2 separate regions of the Homo sapiens genome follow, and region 1 is linked to region 2. A link is a contact called in ENCODE Hi-C or POLR2A ChIA-PET data. All regions are on one chromosome and are shown on one strand. Each heading gives the region's core, a stretch centred on a gene start or an enhancer-like site at or near the end of the contact. The rest is flanking DNA. Distances are from core to core; before and after follow the strand shown. Region 1 holds the start of CHST5 (carbohydrate sulfotransferase 5). Region 2 holds the start of CHST6 (carbohydrate sulfotransferase 6).

The links. A loop is a pair of places that touch in the nucleus more often than their neighbours do. ChIA-PET counts read pairs that join two places held with the same protein, here RNA polymerase II (POLR2A). Pooled maps may share reads with other maps.
Region 1: a map with no recorded cell type shows a loop between it and region 2 (8-fold over the local background). The contact joins the promoter of CHST5 here to the promoter of CHST6 in region 2. A Hi-C loop is called at or near these places in 8 of 168 maps with a recorded cell type or tissue (K562, heart left ventricle, heart right ventricle and 4 more), 8 of 37 single-sample maps with no recorded cell type and 5 of 50 pooled maps. POLR2A ChIA-PET finds 5 or more read pairs at or near these places in 8 of 52 experiments (GM12878, H1, HEK293 and 5 more).

The regions. Positions count from the first base shown.
Region 1 is chr16:75,534,318-75,538,168 of GRCh38, forward strand. It overlaps CHST5 (carbohydrate sulfotransferase 5), which reads right to left and starts at 1,791. Exons shown (of 4, transcript NM_024533.5): 1 at 1,727-1,791; 2 at 810-1,092. It overlaps TMEM231 (transmembrane protein 231), which reads right to left. Exons shown (of 7, transcript NM_001077418.3): 7 at 2,424-3,851.
Region 2 is chr16:75,493,636-75,497,778 of GRCh38, forward strand. CHST6 (carbohydrate sulfotransferase 6) reads right to left here and starts at 1,806. Exons shown (of 3, transcript NM_021615.5): 1 at 1,305-1,806. RefSeq lists an enhancer at 1,200-1,379 and a silencer at 1,680-2,009.

The sequences.
Region 1 (3,851 bases), core at 541-3,040, 41 kb after region 2:
CAGAGTGAGACCCCATCTGAAAAAACAAAAACAAAAACAAAAATTTGGGCCCAGTGCCATGGCTCACGCCTGTGATCCCAGCACTTTGGGAGCCTCAGCGGGGCGGATCACCTGAGGTCAGGAATTGGACAGCCTGGCCAACATGGTGAAACACCGTCTCTAGTAAAAATACAAAAATTAGCTGGGTGTGGTGGCGGGCGTCTGTAATCCCACCTACTCCAGAGGCTGAGGCAGGAAATCACCTGAGCCCAGGAGACAGGTTGCAGTGAGCCAAGATCAGGCCACTGCACTTCAGCCTGGGTGACAGAGCGAGACTCCGTCTCGAAACAAACAAACAAACAAACAAACAAAAAAACATTTCCTAGGCACCTGTACTGTCCTGGGGCCCAGAGGGCCTTTCCTAAAGCCTAACATCAAGGCCCTAGAGGCAGTGAGGCACGACTCCACTTCCCCTGAGTCTGGTTGCAAATTAACTCACCAAGCTATTTTTTCTCAAGAATTTCATGGAGAGCTTTTGAAAGCCACACCCTTTGAGACCCAAGTATGGAATAAGAACCCGCACCCCGACCCCTGCCCTGCGCAGTGAGGATTCCCGCGTGCAGCCGAAGCCCCAGCAAGACACTTCCAAACCAGCGCTAGCAGGGGAGATGAACTTTCCACGTTGCTGATGGAAAAGCCACCCCCAGCTCTTCCCGCCAACCCAGGTCTCTGGTGCAGGACAGAGGAGCGTCACAGCTGGGCCACTGGCCCGGCCCCCAGCCCAACCGAGTGTGGGGACACCTCCGGTGGAGAATGAAGAACCAAAGTACCTCAAAGCTTGGCGTGTCTGCCAGAGCTGGAGCAGCAGCCAGAGGGACGCCTCTCCCCCTGGGCTCAGCAAAAGCTCCCAGACGTCGTCTCTTCCAAGTTCCACCGCACAGCCAGCTCTTTCTCTTCACTGGGAGGTTCCGCAGGGGCTGACTTGCTCCTTAAGGTCCCAAGACTATTAAGGGACACCCAGTGAGGCTGGGAAAGGGGCTCTAAGAGGCATGGACGAAGAGTCGGGGGTAACCAAGCCACTGGAAGCTCCTGGAGACTCGAGGCAGAGCGAATCTGGGAACAGGGCAGGAGTCCCAGAATGGGATGTTGAGGATGGGGGTGTCCTGGGGCTACCACAGGGAAGGACCCGGCGCAGAGCTCCCTCCGGAGCCCGGCACTGCGGCCCGCGCCCTCTACTCCCCGCGCGCCGGCCAACAACCCTCGGCGCTGCCCCGCAATCTTCAGCGCTGCCTGGTGAGGAGCTTTCAGACGTGGCTGCGGTCCCAGGGTGGCCGGCGGGAGCCAGGGAAATGGGAGAAGGAAGGAAGGAGCAGGTTTTGCCCCCAGCTCCCTCTCCCCACCCCCGACCGAGGGGCCATGTCTCGGGGAGGGGCGCTGGCCGAGGGCAGAGCAGGAGGGCCCAGGTGGGCTGGGGCTCTAAGAGGCGCACCTTTTAGCCGGGGATGTCAAAGGACGCTGGCAGAGTCACTTCTCATCTAACTGACCACAAATGAACGTTGTAACCCTTCCTCACCCCCCCAATCGCCAGAGAACCTGGGAGCTCCTGGGAGGACAAAGGCCCTAGTGAAGGAAGTCGAATCTTAATCTTGGCCCTCCTCGCTCTTGGGGGCATCCTTGCAGCCAAGGGACTTGGAATCCAAACCCTTCCCAAGGCCCCAACCTCAGCCCTAAGCCAAGACCCAGGCACCTTGATGACACAGGAATCCGTGCTGCCTCCCGGTGCAGTGTCCCAGCTGGGAGGAGTTGAAAGACCAGGTGGCCTTAGGAGCTGTGCCCTCCCTGCCCTAGCCTCCGCCCAGAGGCGCAGGCTTGATAACATGTTCCAATGAATACAGGATATGTTTCAGTAAATAAAAGCTCCCCACCCACCCCTTACAAATAACAGCTCAGCCTGGCCTGGTGGCATATGACTGTAATCCCGGCACTTTGGGAGGCAAGGCAGGCAGATCACTTGAGGTCAGGAGTTCAAGACCAGCCTGGTCAACGTGGCAAAACCCCATCTCTACTGAAAATACAAAATTTAGCCGCGCATGGTAGCACATGCCTGTAATCCCAGCTACTAGGTAGGCTGAGACAGGAGAATAGCTTGAACCCCGGAGGTGGAGGCTGCAGTGAGCGGAGATGGGGCCATTGCACTCCAGACTGGGTGACAAAGCGAGACTCCATCTCAAAAACAAAGAAACAAACGGGCAGAGTCCAGTAATCTGAAAAGGATAGAGCATTGGGAGGTCCTTTAATCCATGGTGGTATCTGAAACGAGGAGTCCCTGCTGCTGGGAGTAGAAATTAGCAGTCTTTCCTGGCTGTGGTTTGGCAATGAATTAAGATCCTTAACAATGGTCATAAGTTTTCTGAATGTATCTTAAGGAAATAAACCAGCAACAATGATTTCTACACAAGGTTTATAAAAGTGTTGTTTGTGATACTAAAAAGGTTACATACAACAAAAAAGATTAGAAAGATGTGTGCCAGAATGCCAACCATAATAACTTCTGTGATCAAACTGCTGTGATCCCAGCACTTTGGGTGGCCAAAGCGGATGGATCACTTGAGGTCAGGAGTTCGAGACCAGCCTGACCACCAGGGTGAAGCCCTGTCTCTACTAAAAACACAAAAATTAGCCGGGCATGGTGGTGGGCACCCGTAATCCCAGCTACTCGGGAGGGTAAGGCAGGAGAATCACTTGAACCTGGGAGGTAGAGGCTGCAATGAGCTGAGATCATGCTGCTGCACTCCAGCCTGGGTAACAGAGTGAGACTCTGTCTCAAAAAAAAAAAAAAAAAAGAAAAAGAAAAAGAAAAGAAAAACCACCTACTGGGTACTATGCTTATTACGTGGGTGATGAAATAATCTGTACACCAAACCCCCAGGTTGTACAATTTAGCTATATACGAAACCCATACATATACCCCATGAGTCTACAATAAAAGTTGGAAGGAAAAAAAAAAAAGAAATAATTGCTTTATTAGCCTTACATGATGGAATATTAGGGGGGCCTCATCTGACTTAAGCCGAAACTGTACTAATCATTTGGCAAAATCAGGAGTCTTTCTGCCTCCAAATATTCAGTAATAACATCAAACCTTAACTTAGCTATGGGTCGGAGCTGAGTTAATAAAATCCTCTATATTTCTTTTTTTTTTTTTTTTTGAGACGGAGTCTAGCTCTGTTGCCAGGCTGGAGTGCAGTGGCGCAATCTCGGCTCACTGCAACCTCCGCCTCCAGGGTTCAAGCGATTCTCCTGCCTCAGCCTACTAAATAGTTGGGATGACAGGCACGTGTCGCCACACCCAGCCAATTTTTGTATTTTTAGTGGAGATGGGGTTTCACCATGTTGGCCAGGATGGTCTCGATCTCCTGACCTTGTGATTCACCCACCTCGGCCTCCCAAAGTGCTGGGATTACAGGCGTGAGCCACCGCTCCCGGCCTCTTGCTTTTTATTTACCTCTTGCAGCTATGCTGTGATTCAGAGTCAGAAACTATCAACATCTGGTCTGTAAATAATTTCATATTCACCAGACACAGTCATAATTATCCAACACGTAGATTTCACATGGCATGTGAATCCCACTGAAAACTCATCTACCTGGGGAAGAACTAGGGGACTTTCACCAAAGACCTCATGGAAGTTCCAAGGTCGTTAGGCAGAGCCTTGTAAAGCATGGCTGTAGATGAGTAATAAAGACAGGTGTGTGCAACCTCTGCCCTCCCTATTCTTTGCCATTCCAAACCCTTTCCCTCGAAAAAGGTACATGTGATCTTCCATTTTGACTTTTTTATTTATTTATTTATTTATTTTAACAGATAGGGTC
Region 2 (4,143 bases), core at 556-3,055:
CTTATGAGTATTTGCTTAGCAATCTTCCTTCCTGGGCCACACTTATATTCTATGAATCCAAGGGAAAGTCTTTGAATGAGGAAAACCCAAGGACAATGGCTCTACCAGATTCAGGTGCCCCAGTGCCCCAGCAACAGAATGTGGCAGGCACAGACAGGGTCCCCACAAGGGCAAACAAAACAGAAGACGCTGGAAAGTCATGGCTAGAGGCCTGGCTTGTGTTTTTTCTGAGATGGAGTCTCGCTGTTGTCCAGACTGGAGTGAAGTACCGCAATCTCAGCTCACTGCAACCTCCGCCTCCTGGGTTCAAGTGATTCTTCTGCCTCAGCCTCCCAAGTAGCTGGGATTACAGGCACTCACCACCATGCCCAGCTTATTTTTGTATTTTTAGTAGAGATGGGGTTTCACCATGTTGGCCAGGCTGGTCTTGAACTCCTGACCTCAGGTGATCCACCTGCCTCGGCCTCCCAAAGTGCTGGGATTACAGGCGTGAACCACTGCGACTGGCCTTAGAAGCTTGGCTTCTGAAGCCGGATTGGGTTCAAATCCTGTCTCTACTACCAGTGAGGGGTGTGACTTAGAGCAAGTCACTCTCTGGCTCTCTATACTCCAGTTGACTCTGTTTGTAGAACAAAGCCAGAAAAGTTCCGGCCTCTCAGGCTGGAGAGGAGCCCAGCCCCAGCTCCCGGAGCAGCATAGCACCCTCAGAGGCCCTGGTACTTGGCCTACTCGCTTGTGGGTTTAAGTCAGCCAACTCCTTTCTGCTCTTCAGGCCTCAGTTTTCCCATCCTCAAAAATGGGAAACTTGACTGCCTTGCCTCTGTGAAAAAGGGAGGAGAAAGGAAAGTCAACATTTGCTAGGCACCTGTCCTGAGGCCCAGAGGGCCTGTCCTGAAGCCCAAGATGAAGCCGTCAGAAGCAGTGACGCAGGACTCCAATTCCCCTGGGTCTGGTTCCAAATCAACCCGCCAAGCTACCGTCTCTCAATAATTCTATGGAAAAAGCCCTTGGAGAGCTTTTGAAAGTCATGTCCTTTGAAACTCAAGTATCGAGACAAAAGGGGTTCTCCCCTCGCAGTGAGGATTCTCCTGCGCAGCCGAAGCCCCAGCAAGACACTTCCAAACCGGCGCCAACAGCGGCGATGCCCTTTCCACGTTGCTGATGGAAAAGCCACTCCCAGCTCTTCCCGCCACCCCAGGTCCCCGGTGCAGGACAGAGGAGCGTCCCCAGCTGTGCCACCAGCCCGGCCCCCAGCCGACCCGAGTGTGGGGACATCCCCCGCGGAGAATGAAGAACCAACGTACCCCAAAGCTTGGCGGCTCTGCCCGAGCTGCAGCGGCACGGTGGGGGACGCCTCTCTCCCTGGACTCAGCAAAGGCTCCCAAACGTCGTCTCTTCCAAATTCCACCGCACAGCCAGCTCTTTCTCTTCACTGGGAGGGTCCGCAGGGGCTGACTTGCTCCTTAAGGTCCCAAGACTATTAAGCGACACCCGGTGAGGCCGGGAAAGGGGCTCTAAGAGGCATGGACGAGAGTTGGCGGTGACCAAGCCACTGGAAGCTCCTGGAGACTCGAGGTAGAACGAATGTGGGAACAGGGCAGGAGTCCCAGAATGGGATGTTGAGGCTGGGGGTGTCCTGGGGCTACCACAGGGAAGGACCCGGCGCAGAGCTCCCTCTGGAACCCGGCACTGCGGCCCGCGCCCTCTACTCCCCGCGCGCCGGCCGGCAACCCTCGGCGCTGCCCGGTGCAGCCCGCCCGAGCGCACACAATGAGGCGCTTTCAGACGTGGCTGCGGTCCCGAGGTGGCCAGCGGGAGCTAGCGCCGTGGGGGAAGGAAGGAGCCGGTTGGCCCACCCCCGACCGAGGGGCCACGCCTCGGGGGAGGGGCGCCGGCCGAGGGCGGGGCAGGAGGGCCCAGGTGGGCTGGGGCTCTGAGAGGCTCAACTTTTAGCCCAGAATGTCAAAGGGCGCTGGCAGAGTCACCTCTCATCTGACTACAGAGGAACGTTGTACCCCACCCCACCCCAAATCCCCAGAGAAGGGGGGCTCCTGGGAGGACAAAGGCCCTAGTGAAGGAAGTCGAATCTTAATCTTGACCCTCCTCACTCTCGGGGGCATCCTTGCGGCGAGGTGACTTGGAATCCAAACCCTTCCCAAGGCCACGGCACCTGGATGACACATGGACCCGGTGCAGTGTCCCAACTGGGAAGAGCGGAGAGACCAGGTGGCCTTAGGAGCTGGGTCCGCAGCTTTTCCCCTCCTCCTGCGCATTCCCTGCCCTAGCCTAGGCCCAGAGGCGCAGGTTCATAGCAGGTCCAGATAAAGACATGATACGTTTCAATAAATAAGATATTTCCGGCCAGGGCTGGGCGCGGTGGCTCACGCCTGTAATCCCAGCACTTTGGGAGGCCGAGGCGGGCGGATCACGAGGTCAGGAGATCGAAATCATCCTGGCTAACACAGTGAAACCCCGTCTCTACTAAAAATACAAAAAAATTAGCCAGGCCTGGTGGCGGGCACCTGTAGTCCCAGCTACTCGGGAGGCTGAGGCAGGAGAATGGCGTGAACCCGGGAGGCGGAGCTTGCAGTGAGCCGAGATCGCACCACTGCACTCCAGCCTGGGCGACAAAGCGAGACTCCCTCGCAAAAAAAAAAAAAAAAAATCCGGCCAGGCGCGGTGTCTCACGCCTGTAATCCCAGCACTTTGGGGGGCCGTAGTGGGTGGATCACGAGGTCAGGAGTTCGAGACCAGCCTGGCCAACAGGGTGAAACCCCGTCTCTACTAAAAATACAAAAATTAGCCGGGCGTGGTGGCAGGCACCTGTAATCCTAGCTACTCAGGAGGCTAAGGCAGGAGAACTGCTTGAGCCCAGGAAGCGGAGGTTGCAGTGAGCTGAGATTGCACCACTGCACTCCAGCCTGGGCGACAGAGCGAAACTGTTTCAAAAAAAAAAAAAAAAAAAATCCCCTTTACAAATAACAGGGCAGAGCCCAGGCACCTGAAAAGGATGAAGCATTTCTAGGTCTTGTCAAATTAGTGATGGGATCTTAATCAAGAACTCCCTGCTGCTGGGAGAAGAAATAAGCAGTCCTTCCTGGTTGTGGTTTGGCAAGATGAATTAAGATTCTTGACAATGGTCGTAAGCTTTTCGGATTGGTAATTCCTTTCTAGGAGCTATCTTAAGGAAATAAACCAGAAACAAGGATTTATGTACAGGGTTCATATAAGTGTTGTTCATGATTTTGATACTGATTTTTTTTTCAGATGGAGTCTCACTTTTGTAGCCCAGGCTGGAGTGCAATGGCAGGATCTAGGCTCACTGCAACCTCCGCCTCTCGAGTTCAAGTGATTCTCTTGCCTCAGCCTCCTGAATAGCTGGGATTACAGGTGCCCACCACCACGCCAGGCTAATTTTTGTACTTTTAGTAGAGACAGGGTTTCACCATGTTGTCCAGGCTGGTCTCGAACTCCTGAGCTCAGATGTGATCTGCCCGCCTCTGTCTCCCAAAGTGCTCGGATTACAGGCATGAGCCACCGTGCCCGGCCTGTTCATGATTTTTAAAAAGTTAGAAATAGTGTATGGGATAGAAAGATGTGTGCCAGAAGGCCAACCATAACTCTGGGTAGGGGATTGGCCGGCAATCATTATTTTCCTTAGGATCATGTAATTTACATTTCCTTAATCAGTATTTAGAAGTTATCTGGCCAGAAAGCTCCAAAACCTCTTTACAAAGCATGAATAAGGAGAGGGGGCAAGGATGTGGAGGATAAGGTAAGAGGGACGCAAAGAGAGAGAATTGCTTTAATAAGCTTCAAGATGGGCACTCAGTGGGGCATTAGACACCTCACCTGCTTTGGCAGAAACTGGACTAATCATTTGGAAGAATTAGAGATTTCTCTCCCACAAAACAAATTCAATAATTATCTCAAATATGACTTATCTATGGCTTCAGCTCAGTTGATAAAATCCTGTGTATTTCTTACCTTTCTTCCTCCTGCAACTATGCTGTGTGGTTCAGTTTCAGAAACTACCAATAAATGATCCGTAAATAATTTGATATTCACCAGACACAGTTGTAATTTTCCAACCCGCAGCTCCCATATGCCATGTGGATTCCACTAAAAACTAATATACTTGGG